Regions from separate parts of the Homo sapiens genome. Here region 2 is linked to region 1. Evidence: chromatin loops called from intact Hi-C (ENCODE). Cell type or tissue: heart left ventricle. All regions are shown on one strand.

What was found. Peaks named below come from ENCODE experiments on the same cell type or tissue, not always from the same donor. Only the 100,000 strongest peaks of a DNase experiment are listed, where the experiment ranks them.
Region 2: a loop joins it to region 1, with 5 times the contacts of the local background. A loop is called at or near these places in 39 of 110 quality-filtered maps.

Annotation. Positions count from the first base shown.
Region 1 is chr22:31,145,546-31,153,545 of GRCh38, reverse strand. No RefSeq gene overlaps it. Among named protein-coding and RNA genes, the nearest start is that of PLA2G3, 9.0 kb to the right of the region's middle. RefSeq lists a silencer at 5,494-5,672. In heart left ventricle, a CTCF peak has its summit at 4,364 (motif pointing right); a DNase peak (open chromatin) is centred at 4,375; H3K27ac peaks cover 966 bases.
Region 2 is chr22:30,760,803-30,768,802 of GRCh38, reverse strand. The region is part of intron 2 of OSBP2 (oxysterol binding protein 2); the gene reads right to left. Among named protein-coding and RNA genes, the nearest start is that of MIR3200, 33 kb to the right of the region's middle. RefSeq lists a silencer at 4,824-4,873. In heart left ventricle, a CTCF peak has its summit at 4,862 (motif pointing left); no DNase peak of the experiment used is centred here.

The DNA of each region.
Region 1 (8,000 bases):
TCTATTCAGTCTTCTACTGGGGCCTGGCCCAGGGCTCTGCCCTTATGGTGGCCCTGCTGGTCAGGGGCAGAGTGAACCAGCCTGACCTTTCAGATTCACGTCTGGTAGTGATAGTATTTTTTGTTTAGATACATAGCCACCAGGTAGTATCTGAGCCATATTCTGGAATCTTCTGAGAGCTAGGTCAGCAGGACTCTATTCTTGGGAATTAGGCCCTTTCCAGAGGATTCTAGTATATTCCTAGCAAAGATGAAGCATGGCCAAAAGTTCAGGAAGCTGGCCAGGCACAGCGGTTCACATCTGTAATATCAACATTTTGGGAGGCCGACAAGGGAGGATTACTTAAGGCTAAGAGTTCAAAACCAGGCTGGGCAATATAGCAAGACCCTGTCTCTACAAAAAAAAATTTAGCTGGGCATGGTGGCATTCATCTGTAGTCCCAGCTACTGAGAAGGCTGAGGTGGGAAGATGGCTTGAGCCCAGGAGCTTCAGGATGCAGTGAGCTATGATCACGCCGCTGCACTTCAGCCTGGGTGACAGAGTGAGACCTTTTCTCTAAAAAAAAAAAAAAAAGTCTGGAAACCAGGGAAAGAAATACTAGTGAAGAGAAGGACAATACAAAAAGGCACTGAGAAATTATGGAATTATGGGATCCTGGGTAGTGTGGAGAGGGAGGGAGGTGGGGCACTCATTGGACAGTGGAGCTGCCTTGCACATCTGGGAGACTGAAGGAAGGGCAGATGTTTGCTCTGGGCCTACTATGTGCCAGGCATTATGGGGAGGTCCTTCCTTTTTTCTTTTTTTCTTTTTTTCTTTTTTTTTTTTGAGACGGGGTCTTACTCTGTCACCCAGGCTGGAGGAGGGCAGTGGTGCGATTTTGGCTCACTGCAGTCTCAACCTCCTCAGGCTCAGGTGCTCCTCCTACCTCAGCCTCCTGAGTAGCTGGAACTGCAGGCATGTGCCACGATGCCCAGCTAATTTTTGTATTTTTTGTAAAGACAGGGTTTTGCCATGTTGTCCAGGCTGGTCTGGAACTTCTGGACTCAAGCAACCTGCCTGCCTTGGCCTCCCAGATTACTGAGGTCATAGATGTGAGCCACTGTGCCTGGCCGGGAGGTCCTTTTCTTTTTTTCTTTTTTTTTTGAGACAGAATCTCACTCTGTCGCCCAGGCTGGAGTGCAGTGGTGCAATCTCTGCTCACTACAACCTCTGCCTCCCGAGTTCAAGCAATTCTCCTGTCTCAGCATCCTGAGTAGTTGGGATTACAGGTGCGCGCCACCACGCCCAGCTAATTATTTTGTATTTTTAGTGGAAACGGGGTTTCACCATGTTGGTCAGGCTGGTCTCAAACTCCTGGAGGTCATTTTCTCATACTTTTCTCAGTGAGTCCTTTTAACAGTTCATTGAGGAAAGAAGTATTTGTGGCCACTTTACAGAGGAGGAAGCTGAAGTTCAGAGAGGTGAGGAAATGTGACCAAGGTCACACAACAAGGAAATAGAGCCAGATTCAGTGCTTCCAAGTCCAGAAGGGTGAACTAGAAGTAGGGCTGCCAGATAAAATACAGGATATGCCCAATTAAATTTGAAGTTCACATAAACATCAAATTTTAAAAAATATAAATATGTCCCAAATATCACCTGGGACATACTTACATTTAAAAATTATTATGCTGGGTGCGGTGGCTTATGCCTGTAATCCCAACAGTTTGGGAAGCCAAGGCAGGAGGATCGCTTGAAGCCAGGAATTTGAGACCAGCTTGGGCCACATAGACCCCATCTCTACTAAAAGTTTTAAAAATTAGCCAGGCGTGGTGGTGCACGCCTATAGTCCCAGTTACTCAGGAGGCAGAAATGGGAGGATCACTTGAGCCCAGGAATTCAAGGCTGCAGTGAGCCATGATTGTGCCACTGCACTCCAGTCTGGGCAACAAAGCAAGATCTTGTCTCAAAAGAAAAAAAAATTACATGTTCTTTATCTGAAATTCAAAATTAACTTGACTTTTCTTTTTTGCTAAATCTTTGGTAGAGGGAATGCCTACACCTTGACGGCATAAAAGGGCAGAGCCTAGGACTGTGGGGTCTGGGAGAGAAGTGAGAGTGACTTCGCGACCCCTTCTCAGGCCTCAAGGAGGAGGCCCAGGCACTAGCACCAAGCCACCAGGGTCTACACAAACCAGGGTCTACACAGCTCCCGGACAGGTGTCTAGAAACTTTCCCAGGATGTAGGGCAATGAACACTTAAAGGGACAAAGGCCCTCAGACTCTCCCCAACCCTGTACCACATTTATTCACCCTCCTCCATACCAAGAAATTACCCTATCCTTTGTCCTCCATGTTCAGACCAAAAACCTGGGAATCATTCTTGTTTCCCCAATGCTACATGTAGAGCTGTGCTATCCGAAACAGTGGTCTTCGGTCTCATGTGGCTGAGTGCTTGAGATGGAATCCAAATTGAAATGCACAATAAGTGTAAATAAAATACACACAGGATATCAAAAACTTGGTACCAAAAAAGGGTGTAAAATGGCTTGTTAATAATTTAAAAATAGTGATTACATATTGAAATAATATTTTACACATCGGATCACATAAAGTGTATTATTAATCTTTTTTTTTGAGACCGGGTCTCACTCTCTCATCCAGACTGGAGTGCAGTGGCAGGATTGATCAAAGTTCATTGCAGCCTGAAGTCCTGGACTCAAAGTGATCCTCCCACCTCAGCCACCAGGGGTGCACCACCAGGTCCAGCTCACAAAATGTCTTATTAAAATTACTTTCACCTCTTTCTTTTATGTTCTCGATGGCTAGAAAATTTCAGATTACATTTGTGGCTAGCATTGGAATTCTGTTGACCAGTGTGGGTGCAGACATGGTCTGATTTGTTCATCTGTAAAATAGGTTTGGAGAGGTGGAGTCATTGGCTCATAGTCATACGCAGCGTCCAACCTTGGCATAGTGGGATGGGAAATCAGGTTATTTTGAACCCTGAGCCCATGGCTACCCGTCAGCCCCCTGGGCTGACATTTGACCTCTTCCAGAATCATATGCCCTCCTGAAACCACAACCAGTCCTCAGTGGAGACCTAAGGTATGCTCGCCCATCCTAGTGTGGGGACTTGGGGGTGGGGGTGGGGGCGGGGGCTTCCTGAATGGGATTGTAACCCCCCACCAAATTCACCTTGCCTGCTGCCTAGACAGAGCCGATTTATCAAGACAGGGGAATTGGAATGGGGAAAGAGTAATTAATGTAGAGCCGGCTGTGGGGGAGACCCGAGTTTTATTGTTACTCAAATCAGTCTTCCAGAGCATTTGGAGATCAGAGTTTTTAAAGATAATTTGTAGGGGCTTAGGAAGTGGGGAGTGCTGATTGGTCAGGTTGGAGATGGAATTATAGGGGGTCGAAGGGAGTTTTTCTTGCTGTCTTCTGTTCCTGGGTGGGATGGCAGAGCTGGTTGAGCCACATTACTTGTCTGGGTAGTGTCAGCTGATCCATCCAGTGCAGGGTCTGCAAAATACCTCAAGCACTGATCTTAGATTTTACAATACTGATGTTATCCCCAGGAGCAATTTGGGGAGGTTCAGACTCTTGGAGCCGGAGGCTGCATGACCCTAAACTGTAATTTCTAATCTTGTAGCTAATCTGTTAGTCTTGCAAAAACAGACTGGTCCCCACCAGGCAAGAAAAGGGTCTTTTTGGAAAAGGGCTATTACCAATTTTGTTTCAGAGTCAAATGATTAACTGAATTCCTTCCCAAAGTTAGTTTGGCCTACGCCCAGGAATGAACAAGGTCAGCTTAAAGGTTAGAAGCAAGATGGAGTCGGTGAGGTCTGATTTCTTTCAGTGTCATGATTTCCTCAGTTATAATTTTTGCAAAGGTGGTTTCAGGATGGCTAAGCCAACATCTGAAGGATGAGTAAGAACAAGCCAGGTAAAGAAGGGGGAAAAGTGTTTTAGGCAAAGGGAACAGCATGTGCAAAGGCTCTTAGAGAGTGTGTTAATTGAGAATATGAATGTAGTTCCGTGTGGTTAGAACAGAGATGTGGGGAGTAGGTGAGGTCAGCTGGGCTCAGATCCTGCAGTGCCCACCAGGCTTCAGCATGAGCCTCTCTGGTCAGAAGACAGATGTAGACAGTGGAGAGAACTGGCTATGTTTGTGTTTTAGAAAGATTGGGCCTGCTACCGTTTGGAGAACCACTGTTCCAAGAGATAAAATTGAGAACCAGAGAAGAAAAGGGCTTGTTCAGGGTCATATAGCGAATCAGAGCCAAGAAGGACTAGGCTAGCAGGCACAACCGACCAGGAAAGGAGCAGACAGCCTTGTTCAGGAGTCTCAAGGAGGCACTGGCATGGGGTGTCCACTAGATGACAGCAGAGGCTGGACCAAACTCCAGGGGCTTCGGGCAGGACCCACCCTGCTTTTCCACAAGCCTTCCTCTTTCCATTTCCCTGGTCTGGGCATCAGAGGGCCTCTTTCCTAACCCTTTTCTCCAGACCCCAGAGCAGCAAGGAGAGCCCTGGGTGTCAGGAGGCTCAGAGACTAGCCCTAGCTCCATTTCCCCTCTGCCATTGACATAGGGCAAATTCAAAGATTAAAAACTGCTTGAGAACTTGAGTCTTTGGCTGTAGAAATAGAAGTGGCATTATTAGTCTACCAGGAGCCACATTCTGTAGTTAGATCTCCTGCTGAGCCTCTTGATCCTCCTTTAATGCTCCCTGTCCACCCACCCTCTTCATTCTATCTTGTGAGTTAGACTCCCAGAGACTGTCAATGGCCCCAAGGCCCAGGCCAGCCCTAAGAGGGAAGGAAGGGATGTGAGCTAAGTTCTCTGAGTTAGAGCCAACACAAACAGCCCAGGTTTAAACCTCAGCCAAGGGGCCTTGTGTAGAACAAAATAGTGGATATGTCGCAGAGCTTTGGGCAAATCTGATCTCCTCCTAGGGCCTCCATTGTGAAATGAGGTGAAGAGTCCCTGGGTGTCTTCACTTCACTCCTGCTGGGCAGGGTTACCAGATATAGTAAACAAAAACACAGGATATGCAGTTAAATTAGAATTTCAGATAACTAAAAAAGTAATTGCAGCCAGGCACAGTGGCTCATGCCTGTAATCCCAGCACTTTGGGAGGCCAAGGCAGGCAGATCACTTGAGGTCAGGAGTTCAAGACCAGCCTGGCCAACATGGTGAAACCCTATCTCTACGAAAAATACAAAAATTAGCTGGGTGTGGTGGCGGGAGCCTGTAATCCAAGCTACTCAGGAGGCTGAGGCAAGACAATCGCTTAAACCCAGGAGGTGGAGATTGCAGTGAGCCGAGATTGTGCCACTGCACTCCAGCCTGGGTAACAGAGCAAACTCCATCTAAAAAATAAAAATAAAAATAAATAATAATAATTGCAATGTTTGGGCATATACTTACATAAAAATTATTTATCGTTTTCTGAAATTCAAATGTAACTAGACTTTTTTTTTTTTATCTGACAACTCTAGTACTGGGACATGGTAGGATGTCAAGTGGTGTTGGAACAGGAGGGGAGTGAATCTTGCACTCAGCATCATTCTATCCCATACCCCAAGGTCCTTTGGGGCTTCATTGTCCAGGTAGGTAGATCTCTCACAGCCCATTCTGCCCCTTGTTTCTACTGGATTTCCCTATAGTTTCTGGCTTACTGTGAGGCATTCCCCTCAGTGAGCTCCTTCCCCAACTCTGATCTTCACTGCACTCCAGGGAAGAAAGAAAAGTAGGCATAAGCATCCCAATCAGTAGAGTGTATAACAGGGATTCAGCCAAAGTAACTGACTTGCCCAAGGCTGCCCAGGAGGGGAAGTGGAGCTAGGGGTTGAACCCAGGGTATAGGGAAGGATCTCCTGGGCTTCTTAGAACCCCACTAGCAGGCTGGAGTCATCTGGGGACATACAAGGAGCCCACATTCTACAGCCTGGTGAACTGAATATCAGGTCAGTCACACCACCATCTTGCCTGGCTTCTGCCCTCAAGTGCCCTCCTTAAATGAAGATCTCATTTGTCAAAGGCTACTGTGTGTCAGTCACTGAGGCACTTTAGTTACACTCACATTAATCCTCATGGCATAAATGTTATTATCTCCGCTTTACCAATGAGGCCCAAAGAGGCAAAAAGACTTGGCTGAGATCACACAGAAAGTGAGAAAAAGTCTAGGTCTCAAATTTGGGTCTGATCTGGGCTTATTCCATCCTACCATACTGCCTTCCCTACACCAATGGTGTTAGATACACCTGGAGTTTTTAGGTGGAAGACTAATCTGCAAACAATAACAGTTTTGTTTCTTCCTTTCCAAACTTGACAATTTGTATTTTTTTCTTGTCTTATTGCATTGGCTGGGACTTTTAGTAGCATTAATAGTAGGTACCCATGATGTGTTCCTGATTTTAATAGAATGTTTCTATGTTAGTTACCTATTGCTGTGTTAAAAAAAATTAGCATCTCAAACAAACATTTATTAACTCACAGTTTCTGAAGGTTAGGAATTCAAGAGTAGCTCAGTTGAATAGTTCTGGCTCAGAATGCATGAGGTTACAGTGATGACATCAGCCACATTTCTCCAAAGAAAATACAGGTCGAGCATCCCTAATCCAAAAATACAAAATCCAAAATGCTCCAAAATCCAAAAGTTTTTGAGTGCTAACATGATGCTCAAAAGAAATGCTTGTTGGAGCATTTAAGATTTTGGGTTTTCTGATTAGAGATGCCCAGCTGGTTAAGTATAATGCAAATATTCCAAAATCTGAAAAAAACCCAAATCTGAACACTTCTGGTCCCAAACATTTCAGATAAGGGATACTCAACATGTATATAAATGGCCAATAAGCACATGAAAAGATGCTCAATATCATTAGTCATCAGGGAAATGCAAATCAAAATCACAATGAGATACCACTTCACAATAGGACAGCTATAAAGACAGACAATAACTAATGTTGGCAAGGATGTGGTGAAATCAGAACTTTCATACACTGCAGTTAAGAATGTAAAATAGTGGCTGGGCGCGGTGGCTCACGCCTGTAATCCCAGCACTTTGGGAGGCCGAGGCGGGCGGATCACAAGGTCAGGAGATCGAGGCCATCTTGGCTAACACGGTGAAACCCCGTCTCTACTAAAAATACAAAAAATTAGCCGGGCGCGGTGGCGGGTGCCTGTAGTCCCAGCTACTCGGGAGGCTGAGGCAGGAGAATGGCGTGAACCTGGGAGGCGGAGCTTGCAGTGAGCCGAGATTGCGCCACTGCAATCCGGCCTGGGCTAAACAGCGGGACTCCGTCTCAAAAAAAAAAAAAAAAAAAAAAAAAAAAGAATGTAAAATAGTGCAGTCACTGTGGGTGCAGCGCACCAGCATGGCACATGTATACATATGTAACTAACCTGTACATTGTGCACATGTACCCTAAAACTTAAAGTATAATAATAATAAATTAAAAAAAAATAGTGCAGTCACTTTGAAAATCAGCCTGGCAGTTCCTCAAAATGTTAAATATAGAGTTAGCATATGACCCAGCAATTTCACTCCTAGGTATATACCCAAGAGAAATAAAATCATACGTCCATGGCCAGGCGTGGCAGCTCATGCCTGTAATCCCAGCACTTTGGGAGGCTGAAGCAGGTGAATCATGAGGTCAGGAATTCAAGACCAGCCTGGCCAATGTGATGAAACCCCATCTCTACTAAAAATACAAAAATTAGTCAGGCGTGGTGGCGCACGCCTGTAATCCCAGCTACTTGGGAGGATGAAGCAGGAGAATTGCTTGAACTCGGGAGGTGGAGGTTGCGGTGAGCCGAGATCATGCCACTGCACTCCAGCCTGGGTGACAGAGCAAGACTGCATCTCAAAAAAAAAAAAAAATTAAAATAGTATGTCCAAAAACTTGCACATGAATGTTCATAGTAGCATTATTCATAATAGCCAAAAAATGGAAGCAACCCAAACGTCCACCAGCTGATGAATGGAAAAGCAAAATGTGGTATATCCATACA
Region 2 (8,000 bases), 380 kb after region 1:
ATTATGCCCTCTAGTTACAAAGGAAACAATTAGCAATCAAGGTAATTGCCCTAGCAGGAAAATGATGCTTAAACTACCTTAATGGCAATAATGCTCTTGGTTTTTGTTTTTGTTTTTTTTTTTGAGATGGAGTTTCTCGCTCTTGTCCCCCAGGCTGGAGTGCAATGGTGTGATCTTGGCTCACTGCAATCTGGGCCTCCCGGGTTCAAGCGATTCTCCTGCCTCAGCCTCCCGAGTAGGTGGGACTACAGGCATATGCCACCATGCCCAGATAACTTTTATAGTTTTAGTAGAGACGGGGTTTCGCCATGTTGATCAGGCTGGTCTCAAACTCCTGACCTCAGGTGATCTGCCCGCCTCGGCCTCCCAAAGTGCTAGGATTATAGGTATGAGCCACCATGCCTGGCCACAGGAATGTTTTAAACTAGACAACCACTTTTGTTATGCTCTGACCTCTTCATAAGAAGAACCCCCACCCCCAGAGGCGTATTACATAACGCCTACTTCTCTACTGAAATAAGGTGGCCACTTCTGGGCTGGCTCCTGGGCTTGGGTGGCAGGCTAAAGTCCCATGAGGAGGGGCTCAGAACAAATGCTGTCACCCCCAGGGTGAAAATCCAACTCAGTTTCTCTGAGAACTGAACACCAATCTCCTTTGAGCTCTGCACATGCATTCAAACTCACGAGTGACCCATTCACCCTGGGCCTCTTTCAGTTAGCACTGATTTATACAGGTCTCTCAGGGGTAAGCCGCAGCCATCTGTATGGGTCATAGGGTCACATCTAAATCCAAATTGTTCACACCTCCTAAAGAATAAGACCATCATTTTCCTATGCTACTTTCTGGTGGCTCCTTCTTCTCCTAATGTGGATACCTGGGAACTGACTGTGCTCTCACTAGCAACTCCCCAACCCACGCCCCTCACCCTTTACCCTGCAGGGCCCGTGATGAGGCCAAGGGTCAGAAGACACATCTTGCCAACGCCCAGCCCTCCTTCCTTGAGAAGGGCCCGGATCCTCTCCCAACTGAGAGCTGTTAACCTCTCTTTGGTTTCTCTGAACTGAACAGAGCCCAGCTTGGCTGCTGGAAGCACATGTGCGGCCCCTTTCTCAGCCCTCTGCATTCCCTTTTCTACTTCCTGCAAACTCTCTAAGACAGGGAGAGGACTGGCTCCTTTAAATAAACTTCATTCCAACCCACTGTTAATTTGTTAGATATGATCATAGCACTTTGGTTATGTTAAAAAAAAAAAAAAAGGAATTCTGATCTTTTAAAGATACATCCAGACATGTTAACAAATGGGATGCTATGACCTCTGCAATGGGCTTCAAAATGATAGAGACAGAGGAAGAGGATGGAGGCATAGAGACAAGGCTGGCCATGAGCTGGTAGCTGGTAACTGTGGCATCTGGGTGACAGGTATGTGACGATTCCTGAGAGTCTTCTGTTCACTTCTGTTTATTTTGTATAACAACATTTTTTTTTTTTAAGAGAGAGAAAGTCTTGCTCTGTTGCCCAGGCTGGAGTGCAGTGGCGTGACCTTAGCTCACTGAAACCTTTGCCTCCCAGGCTCAAGCAATTCTCCTGGCTCAGCCTCCAGAGTGCCTGGGATTTCAGGTGCGTGCCACAACGCCCGGCTAATTTTTTTTTTTTTTTTTTTTTTGTATTTTTAGTAGAGATGGGATTTCACCGTGTTGGCCAGGCTGATAACAACAGTTAAAAAAAAAAAAAATTAAATCCCATCCCAGAGCTTTTTTTGTAGCATCCTTAAGCCCAACTGTTCTGAGGTTTTTACCTGCACCTCTGTCAATCAACACGTTTACGGAGCAGCAACTATATCCAAGGTGCTGCTAAAGCTGCAAAGAGTGAGCCACTTGGCCCTGACTGCAGTGCGCCCTCAGGATGCACCTCTGTCCTTGACCTGCAGAGTCCTGTCCTCTATTTTATCACAATCCCCCAAAACCTCATTTCCCAGACTGAGCACTGGTTTTTCTCTCTCCCAAAACCAAGATGGGCAGTCAGGTACTCCCCTTCCTGGCCATATGGAAGAGACTGAGTCTAGCTTCCTGTCCCGGCGTCATGGAGGGGAAACATGGACTCCCTCGCTCCTCCCTCAGTCTCACTGGATGAAATGGCCCAGGTGTGAGTCAGGGCAGAGAAGAGTTTGAAGGGAAGAGAGTCTGACCATCTGCTTTTTGGAGGGTTTAGGTGAGGTCAACCAGGCCAAGAGCGTGGAGGGAGGCACTGGCACTACACGGGCTCCAGGCCTGAATGCCTGGACACTGCCAAATGCAAAGGGCTCAAAACTTCAAGAGCACAGAGGCAAGACGACAACTAAAAACCCTATGAACTAGCCTAGATATGTTTATTTGTTCAAAAAGCTGTGTGGTATTATTGGGAAAGCCTAAAGTCATAGCCAGGGAGGAAGGAATTTGCACCTTGAGCTGCTGAGAGATCAAGGAGGCATGGCTGTCCCGCCAGGTACCATTCAATGTTCATTCCAGGCCACCAGAGAAACAGAAACTAGTCCCTTCCATGAGCCATACCCTTCACTACTACCAGTTTTTTGTTTTTGTTTTTAGAGAAAGGGTCTTGCTCTGTCACCCAGGCATGATCATAGTTCACTGAAGCCTTGACCTCCTGGGCTCAAGTGATCGCCCCACCTCAGTCTCTTGAGTAGGTAGGACTATAGGTGTGTGCTACCACACCCAGTTACTATTATTACTTTTTTTGAAAGATGGGGTCTTGATATGTTGCCCAGGCTGCTCTCCACTCCTGGCCTCAAGCGATCCTCCCACTACAGCCTCCCAAAATGCTGGGATTACAGGCATGAACTGCCATGCCTGGCTCCACTATCAGTTTTAATGACCAATAATTCACGCTTATATTCCATTTTCTCAGTTGGGGTGAGAACCATGAAGAGAAAGTCTCTGATGAAGAAAGGGTATAGCACTCCTGATATAGACAGAAGTGGTTTTCTTAGGTAGAGAGAGGGGCTGCACCTAGGCCTAGAAGGCAGGGGCCAAAAACTCAGATACAATGCACTTGATGAACAATAAGGCCCTACACCATCACTTTTGTCTTCCTGGATCCAGCACATTAAATAAATATGTGGAGTAAAGCTGAATTAAACCTCCCTCCAAGAAAAACATGGAATTTGGAGATGGGGGAAGAGAGATAGCAGCAATAAGCAATCCAGGGAGTCTGACAGAGCGGACTGTGCTTCTCAAAGTGAGAAGCTTGGAGGGCTGGCAGGAGCCCTGTGTAGAATGTTTATTATAAAAATGGGGGAAGGTAGGGAGTGGTTGCTCACGCCTGTAATTCTAGCAGTTTGGGAGGCGGAGGTGGGCAGATCACTTGAGGTCAGGAGTTCAAGACCAGCCTGGACAACATGGTGAAACCCATCTCTACTAAAAACACAAAAATTAGCCAGGCATGGTGGCACAAGCCTGTAATCCCAGCTACTGGGGAGGCTGAGGCAGGAGAATCGTCTGAACCCGGGAGGTGGAGGTTGCAGTGAGCTGAGATCGTACCACTGCACTCCAGCCTGGGCAACAGAGCAAGACTCCATTTCAAAAATAAATAAATAAAAATAAAAAATAAAAATGGGGGAGGGCCGGGTGTCTCACACCTGTAATCCAGCACTTTGGGAGGCCGAGGCAGGAAAATTGCCTGAGCCCAGCAGTTTGAGACCAGCATGGGCAACACGGTGAGGCCCTGTCTCTATAAAAAAAATTTAAATTAAATTAAAACAAATAAAAATTAAAATGGGGGTCCCTAGGTGCCATATGACCATCGGATCTGAATCTCAGTGGTCCTGCCCTAGGAATCTGCAGTTTTAACATGCTCCCCCAGGAAGACTTCATGTCCCTCAAAGTAAGAGAGAAGTTATTCAGTTTTCTTTTCTTGTGTTGTTTAATCCATACCAGTCAAATTTTCACTCAAGTGAGTTCATAAGAGAGTTCTTTATACTGTCTGGCCAGCTGGGAGGATGGGGCTTCTCTCCTCCTCAGGACTGAGGGGTCTGAGGGTCAATAGCTTGAATGCACCTATATTTTCCCTTTGTTCTAAGGAGAGCATAACCCTGTTCCCATCCATCTTCTTAGGGAGTGAGGACAGAGGCAGTGGCCACAGAAGAACCTGGATCAGTATCTGCAGGCATTCTCCAAGCCCTAAGGAATGTCTCCCCCAACAAGTAAGAAACACTGTGCTTTGTGAAGTCATTCCTTCAAACGGGAAGAGAGGACTGTTAAGTGGACCAAGCCCACTTGCATCCCCAGGCACACAGGCAGCAGGGTTCCCGAGAGCTGTTTACAGAGCCAGAACAACGCCACACTCCCTGGGAATTTATTTCCACCTCAGTGGGATCACACCCAACAGGAACAGGAGGAAATTCTTCCAAGTCCTACCTGTTAGAGGATTTTCATTTTGGAGCAATAGGGTGGCAGGCTGTCCAGGTATTCTTTAGGGCCAGCCTCTAGGGCCACCAGCCACCCAACCCCCTCCTCATCCCCGCCCACCCCACTCTACTGCCTGCTCTAGTTGCTCTAAGGGCAGAGCCTGGGCTGCCTGGGATAATTCCAAGTGCTGGGCTGTGATATCAGAATAGAGTTATGACATCAATGGAGGGTAGGCGAGCCTAGGGGAGGCGAGAACCGGGGAGCCCCTGAGGCGCTAGGCTAGCCCCCCAGAAGTGAAGGCCCAAGAGGGAGGTGGCCAGCTCTGTATCGGTTTCTTACAAACCTGAACATCAGAAAATGACTCACAGGTACGGAGAGATTTGTTGCAAGCCAGCCAACCTGCTGGTGCTTCCCTAGACACTGAGTTACAGAAAAGAAAGCGAACAAGCCATCTTCTAGCGCCCCCCTGTGTCAAGTAAAAGGATACTATCTCTTTTCTGACTTGGAGGTTTGCCTTTGGACCAGGGAGTTGGGAGCAGAGACCCCAAGTGGGCTGGGGGTCAAGGTCCCCCAGGATAGGGTTAAATGCTCGTAGATAAAATGCAGGATGCCCAGTTACATTTGAATTTCAGACACACAATAAATAAATTTTAGTATATAGACTGCCCAAATATTGCATGAGACATCCTTATACTAAAATATTATTCGTTTTGTATTTGAAGCTCAAATTAAACTGGGTGACCTGTGGGTTTTTTTTTTTTTTTCTGTCACTCTGTTGCCCAGGCTGGAGAGCAGTGGCTCAATCTCGGCTCACTGCAACCTCCACCTCCTGGGTTCAAGCAATTCTCCTGCCTCAGCCTCCCAAGTAGCTGGGATTAGAGGCATGCACCACCACACCTGGATAATTTTTGTATTTTCAGTAGAAACAGGTTTCACCATGTTGGCCAGGCTGGTCTTGAACTTCTGACCTCAAGTGATCTGTCCACTTCAGCCTCCCAAAGTGTTGGGATTACAGGCGTAAGCCACTGCACCCGGCCAACCTGTGTTTGTATATTTTGAATCTGCCAATCCCACTCAAGGAGCTTTTGAAAAAAAATACAAATACCCTCTGCACCCAAAAGTCATTCTCATTCTGTTTTAGCAGGGCAGGGGACTTCTTGGGAACCTGTATTATTTTAAAGCTGCGAAAGTGACTATCAATAACTGCAGCTTACTTTAGTCGAGTGTTTGCCAAGCCGTGTGCCAAGATCTCTTCACACATTATCTAAACTAATCCTCACAGCACCTCTAAGAGTTGGTTCTATCATGAAACCCATTTTACAAAGGAGAGAAATGATGCAAAAGACGGCAAGCAACTTGTCCAAGGTCACACAGTGGGTAAGTGTGGGAGCCACGATTTGAACCCAGGCAGGCTGGCTCCAGCATCTCTGCTTCCACTGACTTAGAAATCTTTGATTGAAGGGACCCTGGGAAGCACAGAATTGAAGCTTCTAGGGGACTGACAAGCGGGGACTCTGAGGCTCTAGGAAGCCCATGCTCAGACTAACTGCTACGCTACCATGCTCGAGGGGCTGAGCCAAGGAGCAAACACCTGGGAGCAAACATCTGGCCCAGGCAGGAGGCTGGCTCAGAGAAGGCTTTCCTGAATGGCCTCTCCCTGGAGGGTAAACAGACTTGAGGAAAATAGGGTGTGGGAAGGGGCTGGATACTAGGGAACAGACCTTGCCAACAAGAGGTACAGCATTCACGCTGGCTGGCAGCAAGATGGTGTGCCAGTGAAGACAGCAGAAGCTGGATGGGTCTAGAGCGCAAGAGGAGCCAGAGAAGAGACATAAATCAAAATTGCATTTTTTTTTTTTGGAGACGGAGTCTTGCTCTGTTGCCCAGGCTGGAGTGCAGTGGTGCAATCTCAGCTCACTGCAAGCTCTGCCTCCTGGGTTCACCCCCTGCCTCAGCCTCCCGAGTAGCTGGGACTACAGGCGCCCGCCACCACGCCCGGCTAATTTTTTGTATTTTCAGTGGAGACAGGGTTACACCGTGTTAGCCAGGATGTCTCGATCTCCTGACCTCGTGGTCCACCCGCCTTGGCCTCCCAAAGTGCTGAGATTACAGGCGTGAGCCACCGCGCCCGGCCCAAAATTGCATTTTATTTTTATTTTATTTTTTATTTTTTATTTTTTGAGATGGAGTCTCACTCTGTCACCCAGGCTGGAGTGCAGTAGTGTAATCTCGGTTCACTGAAACCTCTGCTTCCCAGGTTCAAATGATTCTCTCCTGACTCAGCCTCCAAATAGCTGAGACTACAGTTGCACACCACTATGCCTGGCTAATATTTCTATTTTGGGTAGAGATGGAGTTTCGCCATATCGCCCAGGCTGGTCTCGAACTCCTGGGCTCAAGTGATCCACCCGCCTCGGCCTCCCAAACTGCTGGGAGTATTATAGTTGTATGGTTTACATTTTGAGTTAAATTTTATATAAATAAGAAGTATAAATCAAGATTCATTTTATTGCATATGGATGTCCAATTGTTCCAACACTACTTGTTGAAAAGACTAACCTTTCTCAATTAAATTGTTTCTGCACCTCTGTCAAAAGCCATCTGACCATATTTGTCTGGGCCCATTTCTGGACTCTCCATTCTGTTCCATTAATGTATATGTCTATCTCATTAATCTATATAGTGTTTGCCAACATCACACTGTCTTGTTTCTTTATGATAAGTCTTAAAATTGAGTAATTACTCCACCTTTATTCTTCTTTTTCAAAGTTGCTTTAGCTAGTCTAATTTCTTTATCTTTTCATATAAATGTATAATAAGTTTGTCTATGCTGAGAAAATGTCCTGCTGGGATTTTTTTTGGAATTGCATTCAAGCTACTGATCAGTCAAGGGAAAACTGACGTCTTTACTCTCTTGAATCTTCTGATCCATGAGCATTGTATGTCTCTCCATTTATTTTGGTCTTCTATTTCATCAGTATTTAACACTATTTACATATAGATACTATATTTGTTTTGTTATAATTATATCTAAGTATTTCATGGGGTCATTGTAAGTGATTTTTAAAAATTTTTTGTTACCAATTGTTCATTGCTAATACACAGAAATATGACTGGCCTTTATGTACTGACCTTGTATTCTGTGACCTTGTTAAACTCACTCTAAAAATATTTTTGTAGATTTCCTGGGATTTTTCTACACAGCCATCATGTCGCTTGCAAATAGGGATAGCTCTGTTTCTTTCTTCCCAATCTGAGTGCCTTTGACTTCTTTTTTCTTGCATTATAATACTGGCTAGTATTAGGATGAATATGAGGGGTGAGCATGGACATCCTTGACTTTACTGATCCTAGGCGGAAAGTAAAGCATTCAGTCTTCTATCACTACATATGATGTCAGTTTCTTGAAGATGCCCTTAATCAGGTGGAGGAGTCTCCTAGTTTGCTGAGAGTTTTTACCATGAATAATGTTAAATTTTGTCAAATGCCTTTTTCTGTATCAATTGATATTATAATGTAGTTTTTCTTAGATTGTTAATATTATGATTCCATTTATATTGATTTTCTTTTTTTTTTCTTTTTTTGAGACAGAGTCTTGC